Linked DNA regions of Mus musculus: region 2 is linked to region 1. Evidence: chromatin loops called from intact Hi-C (ENCODE). Cell type or tissue: heart. All regions are shown on one strand. Each heading gives the region's core, and the rest is flanking DNA. Links, peaks and the distances in the headings are about the cores only.

Evidence for each region. Hi-C counts contacts between places; a loop is a spot of excess contacts. Peaks named below come from ENCODE experiments on the same cell type or tissue, not always from the same donor. Only the 100,000 strongest peaks of a DNase experiment are listed, where the experiment ranks them.
Region 2: a loop joins it to region 1, with 4 times the contacts of the local background. A loop is called at or near these places in 7 of 42 quality-filtered maps.

What each region holds. Positions count from the first base shown.
Region 1 is chr3:97,153,252-97,163,906 of GRCm38, reverse strand. It overlaps Acp6 (acid phosphatase 6, lysophosphatidic), which reads right to left and starts at 5,130. Exons shown (of 10, transcript NM_019800.4): 1 at 4,542-5,130. The coding sequence starts at 4,739. n-TEctc12 (a tRNA gene) reads right to left here and starts at 5,822; the gene lies at 5,751-5,822. In heart, for the core only: no CTCF peak of the experiment used is centred there; DNase peaks (open chromatin) are centred at 2,796, 5,226 and 5,836; H3K4me3 peaks cover 3,124 bases; H3K27ac peaks cover 2,065 bases.
Region 2 is chr3:97,220,796-97,231,450 of GRCm38, reverse strand. Bcl9 (B cell CLL/lymphoma 9) reads left to right here and starts at 4,087. Exons shown (of 10, transcript NM_029933.4): 1 at 4,087-4,233; 2 at 7,474-7,609; 3 at 9,590-9,672. In heart, for the core only: a CTCF peak has its summit at 4,119; a DNase peak (open chromatin) is centred at 3,740; H3K4me3 peaks cover 3,547 bases; H3K27ac peaks cover 2,706 bases.

The DNA of each region.
Region 1 (10,655 bases), core at 1,835-9,834:
ACCAAGGCTCCATTCTGGTTAAAGCCACAGAACCCAACACATAGGTCCACAGGGCCACTCAGACACCGTAGATGCAATCTCTAAGCACATTTACCAACAGAGGACCTATGGTGCTTCCCAGGGGCAACTCCTGATGACCAGGTCATGTTGAGTCTAAGCACATGATTCACAGTTTCAAGCATGGATGACATATCCATTCATACACGCTGTCCAGTCTGTGAGTAAAGGGGAACTCAGACCAGACACAGTGACAGGAGGCTGAGGGAAGAGTACTCGGAGTCCAATGGCCAATGCAGCCACGCGGGTGCTGGGAACTTACGCAGAGTCTTCTCCAAGAACAGTCAATGCTCTTGACTGCTGGGCACTGCTCCGGCCCCCTGGGCATGAATATCACCCCAGAAGAGTTCAATACCAAGGCCAGGCTTCAAATCAAGATCTTGTTTCAGAGGCTGGGGTTAGGGGAGAGACAGCTTGATAATTTTGCCTCATACAGTCACATAAATATATACACATCATCTTTAATGAGAAAATTAGGGGGGGTAGGGAGATGGCTCGGGGGTTAAGAGCACTTACTGATCTTCCAGAAGACAAGGACTCAGTTCCCAGCATCTACAAGGACGCTTACAACCTCCTGCAACTCCAGTTCTAGGGGCTCTAATGGCTCTCTGGCCGCCAAGATCACCAGGACCTCTTGTGGTGCACAGATTTACACAAAGGCAAACACACACACAACCATCAACAAAAGAAAAATAATAACTCTTAAAAGAAAATTGGGTGATAGCAATACGTAGAATATAACTTAATGTGACTGATTCGCAGCAAGGGGGAAAAGACAGTAAGAAGCAAATGTAAGGACAAAAGGAATGGAAAGCTAACAAAAACTACATACGGCCAACAGCGCATGTCTATTGTGAAGGGGTACAGATTCTGGACTACACTCTCTGGCTTTTAGAACTTGCCTAGACAAGTTCAAAGATACAAGCAAGACAAAGCTCAAGAGAAGTATACCACCCCTAAAGTGAAAATTTTCTCCCTCGGGGCATCATAAGGGGATAGTGGAATGAAGTGGACAGGTTTCCGGTAGTCAGAGCAATGGGTTCTGTGGGACTGTTTGTCCCTGTTCATTCAATTTAGTACAAAGATCCCACCATATCACAACCCTAGGAAGGCAACGTCACAGTGGGATGGATTGGTTACATCCCATGTTATATGTATATATGTATATATGTATACACACACATACATACATACATACATACACACACACAGAGAGAGAGAGAGAGAGAGAGAGAGAGAGATCTCCTGACCTTCCAGGATAAGGTCTCAGGAAACAAGCAATGAATGGCCTTGTACATAAGGCATCACAGGAATTTTTAAGTTGCCGAACTCTGAGCCTCATTCCAGGCTAATCGCATCTGGGATTTTATGGGGTGTGGTGTCCACTTCTCAGTGCTATAGTGCCCAGATACTTCTAAAGCACCAGAGGAGAAGTGTTCTTGCAATGCTCAGATACCCTGTACCAATTAAATCTGAATCTCTAGGAGGAAGACCCAGGCATGATTTTTTTTTAACACGTATGAACGTTTTGGCAGCATGCACATCTATCTGAGCACACATGTGTCTGGTGGCCACAGAGCCCAGAGTACAGCGGAACCCCTAGAACTGAAGGGCTCCATTCAGAGAAGCCATGCAGGTGCTGGGAACTGAAGCAGCATCCTCTACAAGAGCAGTAAATGCTCTTAACTGCTGAGCCATTGCTCCAAGCCCCCATACTATCTCTGAAGAATTCAATATCCTGCCAGGGTTTAGAACCCAGTGGAGTGAGGAACTGGCACATCCTTCATAGATCCACCTCGGCTGAGCTTTGGGCAGGAATTAAGCAACACAGCAGGCTTCCCAGCTCAACCACACTGTCAAAGGCAGACAGGAACTTAACAAGGGACTGGGCTAGGCTCAACTTCATAAGAGTTGAAAGACCTCCCTACCGGGGGTCACCTTGCCGCTGTCTGGAAGAAGCCTGGGGGAAAGTTTAAAGTCGAGTTCAAAAGTTTGCTTGAAAGTGAATTGGGAGCTACTCTGAAGGCCAGAAACATGTTCAACTAAGTTCCATGATTTTATTTCCAAAGCACAGATCAACTGTTACCCAAACCGATAAGAAAACAATTCAGCCAAACTTGTATTGTTTCGAACAATGCCTCTTTGTAAGGACCCGTGAGAAGACTGACCTGATGACAGCACGCCTGTCTATAAACCAGTCAGAAATCAGAAATCGTAGCAAAGGTAACTTTAGTCTTATCATTGTCGCTGTGTAGTCTGTTCTGACAAGAGCAGAATAAGGAAGGCTAGAAAACTCAATAACCATGGATTTTGAAAAGAAACCTTGAGAGACAATATCCAGAAACAGGTTCAGATATATATATATACATACACACACACACACACACACACATATATATATACATATATATATACACATATATATACATATATATACACACACATATATACATATATATACATACATATATATACATATATATACATACATACATATATATATATATACATATATATATACACACACACATGATATATAACATATATTCATATATCCTATTATATTAGAGTCAGTCACAGGAGGCTGATGGCATTTCCTCACAACCAGAGCTGGCTCCATCCCAGGCTTTTATTCACAGAACTTTATCCAAGAAAACCAGACGTGCTTTCTGCCTAGGGCTGGCGAGAGAACTCGCAGCTAAGCGTGCTTGCTCTGGGGACAGCAGCCAAAGCACCGCCACGAGGAGCAGAACCACCTGTAACTCCAGTCCCAGGAGAGCCAACGGCCTCTTCCAGCTTCTCTGGCCTACACACCCACACACCCCTAAGTCTTTTTTAAATTTAAAGTAGCAGCCTACAGTCTGCCGTGTATGAGTGGGACGTTAAAGCAACGGTCCTGCTCATTCTACAAAGCAAGGCCATGGAACTACATTCTCCACAGTTTGGAGCTACAGGAAGAAAAGCTAACGAAGCTGGGATTATTGGGAGCTTCCACCATAAAGGTGTAAGATTCCCATCACACACCAACTGGTTCACACACGTACACACACACTCCCTGGAAGGATTTAAACCTTTTTTTTTTTTTTTTTTTTCCAATTCAAAGAGGCAGGAGTAATGTAATGAATATCTTCCCAGTAATGAACTGAGTGGGGTTGGTTTTCTTCCCAGTCCCCTCAACAAAGAATGGGGATAATTTGTCAGTGAAGCCAGTCCTATACTGGAATCCACCAGTTCTATACTGGAATCCACCAGTTCTATACTGGAATCCACCAGTTCTATACTGGAATCCACCAGTACAGGCTGGTATTGATAGGTATTTGCACTGTCTATATACACTGGGTCTAGATCCAGACAAACTTTTATTCTCTGCTATTACTGCTAACTTTGTCTAAAACATAAATATATCTCTCTAACACTCTTTAATAAGAATAGAGAGAGAGGAGGGGTGCAAAGAGGTGGGCATGTGTAGACAAAATGATAAGACAACCTGAGAGATCTAATGTTAAAGGCGTAGAGTGGGTTGCAGTGCCAGACAGAAAGTAGTACAGCCATAGGAACAGGCTAACTGGAGACCTGGTAAACAAACACCTGCTAAAAGATATTTATTTATGTGAGAGCTGCCCTGGTTGCTTGGCTTTTTCATGTGTAACCCTCTTTAAAGACCAGATCTTGGGTTGAAACTATAACTCACAGCCCTTCAGGAAAACAGAAATGACCATTAAGAGTATTTGCAACTGAACAAATACAGACTCCATGGGTAAATTCAACCCGGGGTGTTAGGGACTTCTGGTGCCCTTTTCTTGTATACTGTTAGGGGTTATTTTTTAAACAAAAAGCTAATTATTTGTGCTTTAATCATAATTATCCTGACTTATAGCCACAAAATTAGTTAATTAACTTTCCCTCCTTCTTACCACAAATCCTTTCCAGATTTCTAAACCTGACCTTAAAGAACCCCAAGATACAGTCCTTGTCCGCAATAAGACTTCACAAGATCTCAAATGGTCTCTGGCAAGCCCACAAGAAAAATCTGTATTAAGATCTGGTTCCAAAGGTGCCAGCTTGCTCTGTACTGCGGAAGCACTAAAGGTATCTCCTGGTACAATGATCTCTGTTATTAACAACCAGGCACTTACAAGGTCCTTGAACTCAAGTTCAACCACAGAACTACGAAACGTGACCCAACTCCACATCCGCAGAATCAGAATCTGCATTTAAATAAGAACCCCCGCCTGGGACATTCTTATGCATCTTTGAAAAGTTTCACTACACCAAGCAACTGAAAGTTTGGGGGGCAGGGGCTGCCCTAGCCAGGAAGGCTTACACACCACACCGGTGGTTTGGGATGAGCATGGGATGATGACTCCAGGCCACAGCCTGAGGGCCAGTCTACTGTTGTTTCCCTCTGGTCTGGACCCAGCCCGAGCCCCGACGGGGGACGCTAAAGTGTGTCCCCAAGAACCCCTCTGTGGGCCGCCTCTCACCTGCTCCTCCAGCGGGAGAGGCTTGAGCGGACTCCGTGCCCCGTGTCGAAACACCACCTGCACCATTTTCAGCTCCAGTAGGTTGCGGTCCACCGGACGCTGGCCATTAGGAGCCCGCTGCTCGGCCAGGGCCACCCGCCGCTGGTGGAAGCAGTAAGCCAGCGAGGTCAGGACACCCACGGGGACCCACACGCGCATGATGGAGGCTGTGGAAGCTGAGGGCTCCGCAGGCAACGCGGCTCAGCAGCTACTCAGAAGTTCGCGGGAACTGGAGGGCAAGTGCATCCAAGCTCTCAGAACAAGCGACTCTAGCGGGGCGACCCAGCGACAGTCAGGCCGGAGGTGGAGAGAAAGGGGTGGGAGCAGAAAGATTGTCTAGTAGTTTAAGCCTAGCGTCTGCCGGCCGCCCCTACTGCATGCAGGCTCAGTCAGGGCAGTTACTTGGACCTGAAACTTGCACTTCAAACCGTGTGAAGGGGAGGCCGCAAAAGCAGAAGTTCCTCGGACACCCGGGATTCGGGTCCACATTTTATAACCAAGCTCCCCACGCAATCTCCTGACCTCCCACGGACCTGCTCCAATTAAGTCTGCGCACAGGAGCACGGGAAAGTGAGTCCTGAGACTTCGTCCGATCTGGAAACTCAGACCCGTAAAAACTACAACTTCCACAATGCTATGCGCGGCCGAGGTCCCCAGGGAGGGCAGTTCCGTCGGCCCCCCGCCATGCTTAAGGTCCCGCCCCCCCCCCCCACGCCTCCCACGTTCCACTCCCAGTCCCGCCAGTCTTCAATTTAAGGCTGCCAAGAAGCCCCGGGTAATTAAGGGATTTCGTCTGTTTTTTTTTTTTTTTCCCTTGAGGCTTTGCCTGGGGTGAGTAGGGAGGAAATGAGGGTAAGGGGAGGCAGTGTTAGGATTGGTGGGCAAGGGGAGTAGTTTGAATGTGGAAGAATTCCCTGAAGTCCCCAAAGCAAGATTACTAAAGTCAAGACCTGAAACATCTATCAGCTGAGTGCTTCCTATTTGTGAAATTCCCTTTCCCCATTTTGTTTAAGAAAATTGAGCTAGGGATGTAGTTCAGCGGTAGAGCACTCTCGGGGCATGCGCAAAGCATTAGAGCCAGCGGTTTTTTTGTTTTGTTTTTGTTTTTTGTTTTTTCTCGAGTGATTATTAAGTACTTTTTTTAGAAAATTGTGAGAGAAAAAACAGTATTTCCCTGACCGGGAATCGAACCCGGGCCGCGGCGGTGAGAGCGCCGAATCCTAACCACTAGACCACCAGGGAAGTTAGGAGACAGAGGCTTGAGAGGGAAGATAGTAGACCTGGATTGGAGCCACCAAAGAGTGTCAGGAGAGGCCTGGAGGAATGGCGGTAGTGTTGTCAACATCTGAAGGCATTCTCCTAATCTTTTAACTGCGGAACAGTATCGTGGGCTTCAACTTCGAAATGAATTTCAAAGCAAACCAGTAAAAAATAGACTTGAAGTCTGTTTGGAATGGAAAGAAAAGCAACAGGAAAAAAAAAAAAAAAAGAAAAAAAAAAAAGAACATAACACACCTTACATGGCTATGGGCTTCTCACAGAATAGTCTCAGTTTATTAGAAGCCATTTGTAACCGATTTTAGGCAAAAGAGCTATGACAGAGAGATGCTTAGTGAGAGAACAAGACACCTGTGGATGGGTCTGGGCTTCCCATAAGAGATTCACAGCAAAATGTCTTAGCAGTTACCAGATACATTCTTTTAGTGACTCTCAAGATACATCTTGGCCCTGCGTGGTGGTGCAGGCCTTTAATTTCAGCATTCAGGAAGCAGAGGCAGGCATATCTTTGTGAGTTCAAGGCTAACCTGCTCTACAGTTGAGTTCCAGGATATCCAAGGCTACACAGAGAAGCCATGTCTGGGGAAAAAGAGAGAGAGAGAGAGAGAGAGAGAGAAGCACACCCCACCCCACCTCCTTCACATCTGGAAGGGTTGCTACACTTCACCCTGACCCCTTCTGGTTTCTGGTGCAACTAGAGGACAACTTCAGGGAACCTCATCTAGATTAGAGTCTGCTAAGGTAAAACCAGGAGCCCCTGCGGTTTCTAGTGAGAGTCTCAGATTGTGGATTTACAGCCACAAGGGGAGAATGGCCTTCAGTAAAGGAATCCTTGCTTGATGACTAGTGAGAGTGGGGACCCCCTTGTCTTCTTGTGTCCCAATAGTTTTCCTTGCCCTATCCTAGCTCAGACCCACTCCTTCAACTAGGTCTTACCTCTTTAAGAGCCAGTCAAGGTCGTAGGTGAGAGAGAAACTTTGTGATAGAGTCACTGCCTCCCCACAAGAGACCCACTGTGGACACTGCTGCATTTGAGACTGAACCTTCAGTACATGAGTTTTTGGGTAAACACTTAAGATCCAAAATAAAACACAAGACAAACCGAGACCTTCAGGGGCCCTGGGAAATACGACATTGGAACCTGAGTAGTGCCTTGGAACTCCTCCAGCTGGGGAGGGTGGCCCTCAGACAGGTGAGGGAAAGCATAGTACAGTTTCAGTATAAACAGATCCTAGTATTGGAGCAGCTTCAGCCTCTTTGGCTTTCTTAGCACGCTGGAGAGCCTTCAAGGCAATGGAAGGTTGGTATCTGGCTGCCCTACTTCCTGCTGTGGTGGACAAAGCAAGGCTGGTGCACACCCTGCTCCTCTGGCATCGTTGGCAATCACCGGGTGAGCATCATGAGTACCTTTGACCCAAGAGAGCAATAGCAGTGCCATCAGGGAGTGGGGGAGGGGGAGCCACAGCTGGTGAGGCTGGCAAAGGAAAGCACTACCTGTTAGCACCCGGGAGTCCTGACAATATGTACAGTAGTGGTAGTAAGCTGAAAGAGAAAAAAAAAAGTAAGAAGTCTTTAATCCCAGCACTCGGGAGGCAGAGGCAGGCGGATTTCTGAGTTCGAGGCCAGCCTGGTCTACAAAGTGAGCTCCAGGACAGCCAGGGCTATACAGAGAAACCCTGTCTCGAAAAAAAAAAAGAAAAAAAGAGAAAAAAAAAAAAAAAAAGAAGTCTTGAAATCATCCCGAAGTGGTGGCGCACACCTTTAATCCCAGCATTTGATAGGCAGAGGCAGGCGGATTTCTGAGTTCCAGGCCAGTCTGGTCTACAGAGTGAGTTCCAGGACAGCCAGGGCTACACAGAGAAACCCTGTCTTGAAAAAAAAAAAAAAGAAGAAGAAGAAGAAGAAGAAGGAGGAGGAGGAGGAGGAGGAGGAGGAGGAGGAGGAGAAGAAGAAGAAGAAGAAGAAGGAGAAGAAGAAGAAGGAGAAGGAGAAGGAGAAGGAGAAGGAGAAGGAGAAGGAGAAGGAGAAGAAGAAGAAGAAGAAGAAGAAGAAGAAGAAGAAAAGAAGAAGAAGAAGAAGAAGAAGAAGAAGAAGAAGAAGAAGAAGAAGAAGAAGAAGAAGAAGAAGAAGAAGAAGAAGAAGTCTTGAAATCATGCTCTGGGGACAGGCAAGGAGGGGACTCTGAGACAAGCTTATTTTGACCATGGTTTTACTATAAAATAGGGCTAGTTTGAGAAACAAGTAAATTTCCCTCCAGTAAATTTTCATGAGAGTTTCACTTAATATTATTTGAAACTCAGTGTTAGCCATGAGATTAACACATACAAACACAAACACACATACACACACATTCACTGTTTTATTTCCAGTGGTGAGCATGGTGTCTGATTCATTGTGAGTACTTGGTAAGGACCGGTTTAAAAGATGATAGACCATGGCATAGGAGAAGTGGAGAGGTCGGTGACTCTTACGTCACCGTTGCTTCCTACAAGAATCTCCCAAGAAGTTTAATTTTGAGCATGGTATTAATACTAAAACAAATATCAAGGGATGTGAGGATTACTTTCCTTTGACTTTTTTTTTTTACCTTGATGGTCTGGAATCGAGGAACATAATTTGCAATCTAAATATAATGTAAATGTGATGTTTTTCCTCCATGGTGTGAGACACTGTGGATTGAAAGGGAGCAGAAACAGAGCAAAGTCAGATAGCTGTGGCTGCAGTCCAGGTACGGAACCTGGTAAGCCGTTAACAATGGAAATTCAAGGGAGGAGGGAGAGAGGGGAAGGGTCAAGGATAGCCCTGGAGTACGTGGTCAGATGATCTCAGATGATGTCATACACCTTGGAAAGAGGTGAAATCGAGGCTAGCAAGTTAACTTGGATTGTGTGTTTTATGAGGTAGATACGTGTACTTGTGAGGCATCTGTATAGAAATGCCCTCTGTTGGACTGATGACATAGGCTGGAGATCAGAGTAAGAGCAGCCAAGGAGTGTATACGCAGGGTTTTTCAAGGCTCATCACTGCAAGAGTTTGTATGGATACAGTCTTGGTGCAGAAGGATAAGGAGACGTAATGAGGCCTGAGATACGTCTCTGAGGAGCTCTCCATTCAAGACCTAAGTATGAAGGGAACTAAGAAAAATTAAGAAGGAATAGATGCCTGACGTGTTTAGTCCCAGCACTCAGAGGCAGAAGCAGACGGACCTCTGAGTTTAAGGCCAGCCTGGTCTAAATGGAGAATGCCTGTAAGGTGAGACCCTTTCTAGAACAAAAGCAATCAAAACATAAAAGAAGGATGGAGTGGTAGTGTCAGAGGGAACTGAAAATACAGTGATAATAGTGGGAGGCCCCTGGGATGGAAGGCCCTGGGATCGAACACTGGTTGTCTGTGACCAATGGAGAGGAACAGCCTGGGCAAGCAGTGGGCAGAGGTTCAGTGCGTGTGGGAGTGTGTGGGGAGTGAGTGTCGACACCATCAGGGAGGTGAGCACATTGGGAGAAGAGTTCAGCCCAATGGCGGCACTGGGAGTGCTAGGTCCCTGACACTAAGGGAGACTTAGTCTTTTGAAGAGAAGTTTGTGTTTAAATGCTGATCGGTGGACAGTGAGGGAGAGGCTGAAGACGAGATGGGATAAAGGACCCAGAAAGCTCTTAAGGTAGAACAAGATGAGAAATGACTTTAGACCACATCATTAGCATCAGATGGAGAAATTGCACATCCTCTACACCGAAGAGAGAAAGAACAGGCACCACGGGGTACATTGATAATGAGACTTAAGGAGACTGGGAGTTTCTTTACTCCACAAATCCATAGTGGATTGGTGGGAGGGTCATTGGTGTTATTAATGATGTGAAGTATATAGCCAGAACAGTTGACTACATACTACTCGCACACAGCATGCCTGAGGATATTTGGGGTTCAAGTGCGTCAATGCTATTCTAGATCTTAGTAAGTCAAGGACACCCAGTTGTTTAAGGTAGGGTAGTTCTTCAGATTCCACTCTGAGAGCTACTGATGGGGAGACAAGGATCCTTCCATTGATGCCACAATCCTCAGACTTTGAAGCCCCTTCCATACAATGGGGTAGTTGTAGAGATAATCTCTTGTGTGTTTTGTAAAAATATTCACCTGTTGATAAAAAAGAAACCTTTGGCCAGTGAGCTGAGGCAGGATTAGAAGGTGGGACATCCTGCACACAGAGAATTCTGGGAACTAGTGAGGCATGGGGGATTTGGCCCAGGAACGCTGATGGAGACAGAGGCATGAAAATAGGGCAGAGGTATCCAGTCACGTGGCAATAAACCAGATATTAAGTTATGAGTCAGTTGAAGAACATGTAAAACTTTGGCCTAGGCATTTGTAAATATATTTAAGTCATTATTTCTGGAGCTTGGGGCCAGGAGGAAAAACAAGAGGTTACAGGTAGTATTTGCAAATAGTGGATGTATATCCTCTCCTCATTTGAGAACATCTCTAGCTTAATGATAACACCAAATACAGTGAGAATGTACTGAAAGTAGTTGTTACACCAGACTACTTAAGAAATAATGACAAGAAAAGGTCAGAACATCTGACTGTAGATTTTTGTTTTTATTTTGGTTTTGGGTTTAGGCTTCTTTGTTTATTTGCTTGGTTTTTTTTTTTTTCAGAGTATTTTGATCCATAGTTGATTGAATCATTAGGCACATGCTATTTTGGATGACTGTTCTCCAGAGATCCATGTATTAAAAGTGAGAAGTAGTAAAGACTTTGAGAGGTATGACATCGTTGGCAGTCTTTAGGTGACTCGAGACA
Region 2 (10,655 bases), core at 970-8,969, 68 kb before region 1:
GGGGAATGAACAGTTCCTAGGAGTTTGGACTGTGCTGTGATGCACGGGACTCAAATCCTAGTCCCTCACAGTGAGAGCAATCTTGGCAAATCGTTAAATTGCCACATCAAACTGTCATCTAAGAGCATGGAGAGATGGCTCAGTGGCTGAGAGCACTACTGTGCTCTTCCAGAGAGAGGACCCGGGTTCAAGTCATCGCATTCATATGGTGGCCCACAGCCTTTTATAACTCTAGTTCCAGGGTGTCTGATAGCACCCTCTTCTGGCCTCTGTAGGCACTGCACACATGTGATGAAGAAACATACATGCAGGTAAAACACCCATACATATAAAAAAATTTTTAAATATTTTAAAAAATATGTCATCTAAGAAACAAGATGGATTCTTCTCAATTATAGTATTTAGGCACGCTCATTAGGGACAGATGAAACAAGAGCTTTTGTCCCTTTAATTTGGAAATGGGTGCCCTTGGCCAGGTGGTAGTGTTGCACACTTCTAATCTCAGCTCTTGGGAGGAAGAAGCAGGCAGATCTCTGGAGTTTGAGGCCAGCCTGGTCTACATAGCGAGTTCCAGCACAGTCATGGCTACATACTACAAAAGAGAAATGTTGTCTTGAAAAACCAAAAGAGGGAACTGGAAGAGATGGCTTAGTGGTTAAGAGTACTGACTGCTCTTCTGAAGGTCCTGAGTTCAAATCACAGCAACCACATGGTGGCTCACAATTATCTGTAATGAGATCTGATGTCCTCTTCTGGGGTGTCTAAAGACAACTACAGTGTACTTACTTACAGTGTATTTATTTGTTATTATAATAATAAATAAGTCTTTAAAATAGAAAGAAAAAGACAAGAAAAGGAAAAACCAAAAGAAAAGAAATAGGATTCCCGGTAGAAAATCCTGGTCTGTTGAGGAGTTAAGAAGTCAGACTTGCAGCATCCCAGCCTCGAGGTCACTATGTGTTTATGGTCCTTATGAGAAGCAAGATTCAGTGCAAGGAGTCCAATCGAGTCTATGAAAAGCCTGTATTTTTAGCAGTCTTGCCATTTGGAGGAAGAAGGATTTCACAGAGTTGCTGGAGTAGCAAAAACATCACGAGACTTCTGTTTACAAGATGCTTTCAGAAGGATCTCTCCGCTCTCCACTCGTGTTTATACATGCACAGTCTGTCAGGCCCTTCGACACCAAAGGCAGGCTTTTGTCCAGCGAGAGCAGATGTGTGGACGTTAGAAAACTCAGAGAGCAAATACTCCAGTGAAAGAAACTATTGAGCAGAATATATGATATTTTAAAACGCATTTCTGTCCTGTGTGTAATATAGCTAAACTAACATTACTGTGGAGCTGCTAACCTTTACATTTCCTGATTTTTTTTTTTTTTCTTAGCGTGCTTAAGGTCTTGTTGCGGTTGCTTGTAGCCTGGAGTTGTGCGTGTGTGATCCTTGTCTTCATTTTCCTTCCAATTCAGTAAATCATTTTTGAACTTTAACACATGGTTACAAGAGAGTTTAATGCCTAGCAAAGACAGGTTTTTGTTTTGTTTTGTTTTTTGTTTTTTGGGTTTTTTGGCTTTTTTTATTTGTTTGTTTGTTTTGCTTTAAGTACATTATTGTCACAGTCTACCCTTTAGGTACATTATTGTCACAGTCTGCCCTTTAGCTTGTTGTCCAGCAGTGACCTGATCTGGAATACCCGAGTCATGCTGGCTGGTATTATGTCAACTTGACACAGCTAGAGTTATCTTAAAGGAAGAACTCAATTGAGAAAATGCCTCCATAAGATTCAGCTGTAAGGCATTTCTTAATTAATGGTTGACTGGAGAGAGCCCAGCCCATTATGGCTGGTGCCATCCCTGGTCTGGTGGTCCTGGGGTCTATAAGAAAGCAGGCTGAGCAAGCCATGGGAGGCAAGGCAGTAAGCAGCATACCTGGAAGTTACTGTATCGGCTCCTGCCTTCAGGTTCCTGCCCTGTTTGAGTTCCTGTCCTGACCTCCTTCAGTGATGGTCTACAATGTGGAAGTGTAAACCAAATAAGCCCTTTCCTCCCCAACTTACTTTTGGTCATGATGTTTCATCACAGCAACAGAAATCCTAATGAGGACAGAAGTATTTTGGCAGTGGTTTTCTTTTAGAGGAATCCAATCTATATGAGTCAAGACCCTTCCCTTACATTAGCAATCCCAAATACTCTTACATACTTCTAGTTTGATTGTCTTTTCTCATAGTCACACGTGATCTTTTCTCTTTTAGAGAGGTTCGTAGCTATGTGGAATCTAATTTCTAAAGCCAAAAGTTGACAGCTCCCTACCCCCAAACCCTTCAACTTTATTTCTTACGTGGACTCAATTTGCTCTCAGGTTTATATCATTTAGACCTACCTGACTCTCTTTTAAACTTATAAACTCAGTCTCAAAGAGAAAATATCTTGCCACAGTTGTTCAGATTCTAAGCCAGGGAGAAACTGTATGGAAACCCATATGGCCAGTTGTGAGTTTTGCGAAGATTGGAAAGTAGTGAGTGAACTTTATTATTTAGCGTTCTATTATATACCATCCTTTACGACAGCACTGCTCCTTAAAAGGGTACCACAGGAAGGTTCCCTATTTTATATAGAGAAAAGCGGAGGCAGTAGTGGCTGTCCTGGTTAAACCCATGTAGGTCTTTTGGCTATGTTGCTTGCTTCCATCTTCGGGGAGACTGTACATTCTCAGGTACACAGAATCCACTTAACTGTTAGAAACGCTTTGGACCAGTGCACAGAGTTGCAGGAGAATCCTTAAGATCAACTCCGCAAAGTACAAACTCGAAGATTAGTAGGGTTTTGTGGGGAGGGCAGACAGTAACGATGGCTGGTCAAGGCAGTAACACGGCCCCACAAAATAAGGATAACAGGAATCTGAGCAAGGCGCATTAACCAAGATGTGAAAAAGTGCTACCTAATGAGCTAACATCTAACTTCACAGGGGTAGTGCTGAACGCGTCGCCCTCGAATTCTCAACATCAAAGCTCTTCCAAAAAATAAAATTAAGTGAGTGATACTGTGGTTGGGAGAAGACCTGGAGGCCGGGGCAGAAGGTGCTCTCTGGAAACCATAGGTAGTGCTGGCCAGGCAGGGCGGGGCGGGGCAGGGCCCGAGGTGAAGGAGACCTTGCTCTAGCCACAGCGCCAGCAGGACCCCAGAGAGTCTGTTCTGGGAAGAGGGAGAAGAGTGCAAGCCGAGGGGACCAGCTTTCCAGAGGGAAGAAAGCCCTCACGGGCAAAGGTAGAGTGGACACCTAGGGGCGGATGGGTGGGCTGGGGGAAGCAAGGCGGAATCGCAGTGGAGAGGTGCGAGGAGGTGGCATGAAGACTGAAGACTAGGCCCGACCCTGAACGGCGGGCGAGTGAAGGAAGATCGGTTCCTTCTGCAGCTCCCAGTTAGTTTCTGTCAAAGATGGCTAAATTCCACTCTGCCCTTCCCCCTCCCGCGCCTTTTCTAATCCCCTTCGGTGGCTCCAGTACTGCTGGAGGCCATGGGGAGTCTGGGTGAATGAGCGCCGGGAGGAGGGTGAGGAAGGAAGAGAACCTCCCCGCCGCACCACCCGCCCCGTGGGTCCTGCAGGAGGATCTTTTAGTTGAAAAAGAGGGTTCTGTGGCTTTAAACCGGGGAGTGGGCGTCACCGCGGGGGGACCCGGTGACTAGCCGGGGCGGGGTTGGATGGGAGGGGTCATGCAAAGCAGAAGGCGGTGCCGTCGGGGCGGGGCCGTGGGTGGGCGGGGCGCGGGCGGCTTCTCTTGAGCCAGGCGCGGGAGGGGGCGGAGGCCGCGGCGGGCTGGTACCATCGATCGCCTTCGGGGAGGGGGACGGGTGCCATTCCCCCGGAGGGGGCGGGCCCTGGCGGCGGCGGGGCCAGGGCCCCATTCCCCGCCGGGCGGGCCGGGGGAGGGGCGCGCCTCCGCTCGCGTCCGAGGCGGGGCCCGCGGTACCTTTCGTGGCACGGTGCGGCTGGGGGAGGGTCGAGGGGAGGGGGAAGGGGCGGGCCTGGGAGGGGGAGCCGGAAAGGGGGAGGCACCGGCGGACAATGGAGCCTATGTGTGCCTGCGGGAGTGGGACGGCGCCGCCGCCGCCGCTGCCGCCGCCGGGGGGAGACGCTGCGCTGCTGCTGCCGCTGGTCCGGGCCCCGGCCCCCCGGGGCTGAGAGCAGCCGGGGACCGCAGCTCCCGCCCGCGCTCGCCCCTCCCCCTCTCCGGCCCGGGGTAAGTGGCCCCGGGGAGGGGGAGGGGCGGGCCGGCGCGGCGGGGGCCGGGTCCGCGTGCGCGTGTGGCCGGGGGGCCTCCGGGGGTCGGGGCGCTGGCTTGGCGAGTTGAGTCTGGAGGAACCTGTTGGGGGAGGCGGGGGAGCCTCGGGAGCTATGGGAGAGACCGGGGCATCTCTCGGGGTTTTAGAGGTTGTGTCCCAAAGCTGTGCTTGGAGAGGTTACCTGAGGGGAGATGACCGTCTCGGGGTCTTGGGATGGAGGGGCGATGGAGAGGAAAGAGCGCGCGAAATTAGGAATTTCGGGTTGAGTTTGTAAGACCCGGGAGATGCGTAGAGGGGAGAAAGGGGACTCCGCAGGCCAGTGACTTGTTGAAGGGTTGGGGGAGGTGAAAGCCTAGAGGAATGTCTTGAGTTGTAAAGGGTTCCAGCAGGTGAGTTGGCGACGAATGAGTTAGGTCACTGAGTCATTGTGAGGGTCGTAGAACACACCAGTGGTTTTCAAATTGGAACCCTAGAGGCTGGCTGGCCTTTGAAAGTTGCAAAGACTATTAAGATGTCACTGGTAAGTGTTGGGTGAGCTTGGTGAAATGGAGTTATCCTAAGGAAAACAAGTCGCAGAGTTGGTGGTTAGTCCAGAGGGAAGGACCACGGCCTGTAGTAGTACTGCTGGGAACGTTATGTTAAAGCTGCCAAGGATGAGAAAGAAAGCTTGAAATCTGTCCCCCAAGAGCCTTAGTCTGCTGGAGGTAAGGAAGGGCGTTTTTTTAAATGTTAAAAGAGTTATTCTGAGGCCAAGATTGGAGTCAAAGTCATTAGGTAGGGTAGTGAAATGGATGCAAATATGCCTCTGTGGACATAATCCAAGGCAGGATGCAGTGGATACAGAGTTACACTTTAGTTAAAGCAAGAACAAGTCACCCCCTGACAGTGACGTCAGCGGCCATGTAAAAAGTCAATTTGATGGTGCATTTGTTAGCGTTTGATAAACTGTGGAATTAAATGGTTATTTTGGCGACAGAGACCTGGGCTCTTGTGTAGGGAACACAGTGATGAATTAGTTACAGGAGGTGAGGAGTAGGTAGTGAAATAGTCAAGATGTTGGGAGGTAAGACTTGTTTAGAACCTGTGACTTGGAGGCTTTTAAGTCTGGTTGGTTTGAAAGTTTTTGACTGGACACTAGTCACCAGGGAGTTTATCATGAAGAAGTGTTTGTGTGCAAATCTGATGGTCCTGGGGACCAGTAACAAAGTCTTCTCTCTTCTCTTGAAAAGGCCTATACTATTGACAGGGATGGACTAAGAAGAGGGTCTCTTAGTTCCGGTGTTGCAAACATGCTTTGAGGAATGTATGAGTGTGTATATGACATTTGATAGCTTTATGACCTAGAAGTTGGATATTGAGCCTTGAAAGTCTTTGTAATCAGTTGCTGGATATAATAATTTCAACATAGATGATAGTTGGATGGGAAAGTCATTGGCCTAAAGATGGAAGCACAGTTTCTGTATAGTTTTCTATTTATAGAACAAGTATCATGGAACTGGCTCTTGAGCAAAAGGAATGTTTTGTTCTTGATTCCAGTTAGCCAGCACAAGCCAAAACAAAAACCAAACCAAAACAAAAAAACCCTTATATATATGGAATTTCTTCTATGGGTTATTTCCCCGTGGCCTTCAGAAATACCTGCTGCTGTAAACTCAAAAGGAAAGAAAATGCTAGGGGGGGAAAGACCCAGTGATTTCGCAAGCATTGTAACCAGCTGAATATTGGATCATGGTGACCTGGCACAGTGGTGAAAAGCCTTGAACTTGGAATCAAGATGTAGCTCTCTGGATGACTTACTTTGAACAAATCTCTGGTGTTTCCTGGTGTGGCTGCTTATGGAGTGGCGACTGCCTGCTCCAGCCACTCGTAGCTGCCTTCCAGTCTAGCCAGTTAATGCCTGTCCAGAAAGTTCTTTGAACGGCCTCTGAGGATGAGTGATTATGTAGTATAACTTTTTAAAAATCCTACTGCTATCTCACTAGCAGACCAAATTCAACTTTCTTACAATCACAGTAATATGGTTAAAGAACAAAAAGGGGAGTTCTGTACACTTGTTTTGTTGTCCGAATTTAGGGTTTTCTATTCATTTTGAAAGATTAGTGTTTACTGAGAGGACAGTGAGTTTGATGGTAATTGTAAATACTGAGCATAAGTCAGCCCAGAGTATGAGAAGGTAGATGCTGGCCTAGACTGCAGGCACCCTGTGTTGTGTGGCCTAAGGCATAGTTCTTGGTTTCCTACCTAGTCAGTCCTCTTCGGCCATGGGATAGTGTGGGTGGTCCTATTCTCTGCTCTCCGCTTCAACTAATGTGATAGCAAAGTCTCTGGACGCTTTTCTTGTTCTTACTCTGGGGTTCTTAGTGTTTTTCTGTCCCAGTACTCTGCAATAAAACAATACAGCGTCCCATCTGAGAATGTTTCCTAAATTCACAAGATGTAAAACATAGAAGTACAGATGAGCTGTCAAAACGTTCATGGTAGCGTGGTAATGTGTGCCTCTTTGTCACACACAGAATCATGTCTAAGGAGACTGGTTTTGAAGCAGTGACGAGGGAAGAACATGTGTCATTACATTATCGAGTCTTTAACTAATGTGATGTGGTGCTGCTGGCGGCACAGTCCCACTATTGCCGATGCTACGCCCACTGTTGAAGGCTGCACTAACTACGTTACTTAGAGATTAGTCAAAATGCTGGTCTGTGTTATCCCCTGAAGGCTTCAAGCCACCTCTCCTTGATTCCTTGGGAGCTGTGAATCATGGAGTTAAGAGCTACCCAAGTCTGATTTTTGAAAGTTAACTTAAGGCTGCTTACACTTTGGGCTTTGTGATATTTTTAAGTAGCTTCATTATGCTAAGAACGGACGAAGAGACCACATGAAAAACCAAAAGTCATTTTGCACCCTGTGCTGGCCGTTCCTGGTTGTACACAAGGGTAAAAACAAGACCTCAAAGGATGCTTTTGTTTGTTTTGGTTTTTCCAAGTTCCCATTACATATGTAGTTCCCTAGGTTTCCTATCCCTTTTCTCTGACTTGTACTTGAAGTTTTAAGGGGGTTGCCTCCTTTTCCCATTTTTGACTCATTTCTTTCTTCCCCCAGGTGCCCTCCATTCGGCCACAGCAGTGGGGAGTGGGGAGTTTTCCTTGGAGTTGGTGTGAATTTGCATATGAACTTTCCCTTTCTTCTTGTCATCTTAGGACTTGGATGTGAGACTAACTGGTGTCACTTCACATTGACCTAACCATTCCTGTGTGGTGAGGTGACAGTTCTCCTTCCCTGTAAGCTCCTCCCCGCCCCAATGTAGAAGACAAAGCGGAGTGGACCTCTTGAAAGGTAAAAGCCTTACCTTAAGCTGCAACTTGTGTGACATCAGCTTGAGCATGTTGGAGTTTTGTCTCTCTGGGGTTGCTTATAAGGTAAAACTGGGCTGCTCTTATATTTTTCGGCTAAGCCATCTTTCCAGCCCACTGAGCTGCTCTTGATTCTAGAAGTTCCCCAATGTGCAACTCATCTAAAGCAGATCCAAGTCACAACTAAAAGTGCCGCTCCCCTGGGTTTTGTGTGACCTGGGCCTTGTGTTTGCCTCGCTGCAGAAGGCGGAGGAGAAGAGCAGACTGGGAGAAGTAAAGCTGGTGTTTATCATGTCCCCTTGGGTTTGTGTGAACGTGAGCTAAGAGGAGCAAGCTCACTGTAATACATCAGTCAGCCACGTTTGCTGGGTTTTCCTGGGTACCAGGTGGTAAGATGATGATTGACACCATCCTCGGGGAGTTCCCTATCTAACTATAGCAGTGACACTGTTTTCGAGATGTTAAATAGTAAGGGTAGTGCCAGGGCCCTGGCTGATGGACAGGGGAGTAGCTGGCGCTCTGGGAAGACGTCACAGAGAGGGGATCACTGTGTACAGTAGTACTTTGGTGGCTGCTATTCTTATGGATAGTACTTCGGATTTACTTTGAACATTTTAATTTTGTCAGAATTCTTTAGCTTAATAGGAATTTTTGTTTCCTTAAAGTTTAGTAGCCATTGGAGGACAATTGATGGCATTTTTGCCCCATGAATACTAAACCACGCAGCAGTGTTTTGTGCCCCCTGAGTCATTTGTTCTCCTCTATAGTCTAGAGAGAGGTCGGCTCTTCCTTTTGTGTGCTTGAAGAAGCCCTTTGGTTGTTGGCAAGCCAGAAGTTAAGAATGAGCTAGGAATGGAAACTTAAGACCTTTTGGTTCCACATTCTAGGATGCTGTGCCTTTTATGGAGTAGTGGTCATAGCGCAGAAATGAAATTTGTTAAACATGACATAGTTCTAATAAACTTGACTCCTTGGAGCAGGAAAGGAAGAGTGCATCATGGGAAGAGCTGAAGCTGGAATCTTGATTCTGAGCTCAGTCAGTTTAGGTTGTGATTTTACTTGAAACTTTGCTGATCCTATCGAGTGCCCTTTTAAAGATTCCCTAAATAATTTGGCTCTCAATCTTCTAGAACTTTGTTTTCCTTTGAAATCACAAAACTAGCTTCTACCATGAAATGGCTCAGCCTGTAGAGGCTCCTGTGCCAAGTCTGACAATCTGAGTTGAACTTTCAGGACCAGAACACTTACAGTGGAAGGAGAACCGACTCCTACAAATGTTCTTGGACATCCACACATGCACCATGGCACATGCACATGCATGCACACATAGATTAAATACATAAATAAGTATAATTTGTTTGGGTCAAGTGTTATAATTCTAGTCTACAGGGACTGATGTTGAAACTCTTACAGGCTACCACCATTCCTCAGTTCAGCACTTCACTCTGCACACAGTAGGCACTTAATAGAAGCAGGGTTGTTTAGTCCTAAGCTCCTAGCAAAGTATGGAGACACATTTTTCTTGACAGCTGTTGCTGAGTAGAGTTGCAGCTGTGCAGAGGGAGTAGCGGTGAGCAACCCTAACGTTGTAAATTCAGACGTATGCCTGGCATTTTATCTCTTTGCACCTTCAGAGTCAACGTCCAATCTCTGTACTAGGAAGACGCATAGAAGCAAAAATGTGGGCTTTCTCTTTTTTCATTAAATGCCTGGAATTTCAAAAGTAGAAAAGTTGATCGTATTTGCACTTACTGTCTCATCCCCAGAGCCTTGAATTAGCTACATGTACTGTAAACATCCTTTAACGTTGATTGTTTGCGTGTGAGATGGTGGTCTCCTATTTAAAACCCCAGAGGAAGTAGGAAACCCGTTTTTCTCTTACGATGCTCAGTGGTTGTTACATTGATATTGTTGGTGTTTTCAGATCTACTTTGAAATGCCTACCCACTTTATTCTCTTCTAGGTGAGGGTCACCTTTGAGGAAGGCGCTCTGACTCCTCCTCACCCCAGGATGAAGTCTGCAGTGTCGTGACCCTTGGGGTTTCGGTGAGTAGACGGACGGTACCATGGGAACGTGCCTGGCTTGGGAGTGAGAGCTTTACACAAAGCGTTAGCTTTCCTCAACAGTTGATATTTTTCTTTCAATCACTGGGCTCTGGCTCCCCTCCCTAGCCTTTAGCAACTGCCATTCTCTTACCTGCTTCTGAGTTCAACTTGTTAAATGTGTATGAGATCACATGGCATTGGCTTATTCAATGTCCTCCAGATTCATCTGTGCTACTACAAATGGCAGGATTGCTTTTTTAGGCCAAATAGTCCCAGTGGCCGGGGACTTGCCATAGTTCGTAAATCTACTCAGTTCTTAAGTCATCAGTGGATAGATGCTTGGGTATATTCTGTATCTTAGTTGTTGTTAAGAAGTGTGCAGTAGCTGGGCAGTGGTGGCATACACTTTACTCTCAGCACTTGGGAGGCAGAGGCAGGTGGATTTCTGAGTTCGAGGCCAGCCTGGTCTACAAAGTGAGTTCCAGGACAGCCAGGGCTACACAGAGAAACCCTGACTCAGGGGGAAGAGAATTGTGCAGTGAGGCTCAGGTGTTTAATTCCTAGACTGGGGAGGCAGAGGCAGGTGGATGTCTCTGAGTTCAAGGATAGACTGGTTTATATGGAGCGTTTCAGAACAGCCAGGTTACACAGTAATACCCCTGACTCAAGAGAAGAATAAAAAGCTCCTGTGAGGGAGGACACTCTTGGCCATACGCATTTCCTTTTCTTGAATAGTAGCTTTTGAACAAATACCTACCATTCTAGGCTCCTTAGTAAATGCTAGGAATGGAAGTGAGGAAAATTAATGAGCCATGGTCCCCGCTTCATGGAGCTTAGAGTCTAAGAGGAATGCTATACAGGATCGCATGATGGTGTACACAGTTAGAAAACCTGAGGAAACCCCAAGGTGCTATGAAGGATTTCATGTAAGTGGATGGTTTTAAGGGATCCTCTCTGAGGAAGAAATGCTTGACCTATGACTT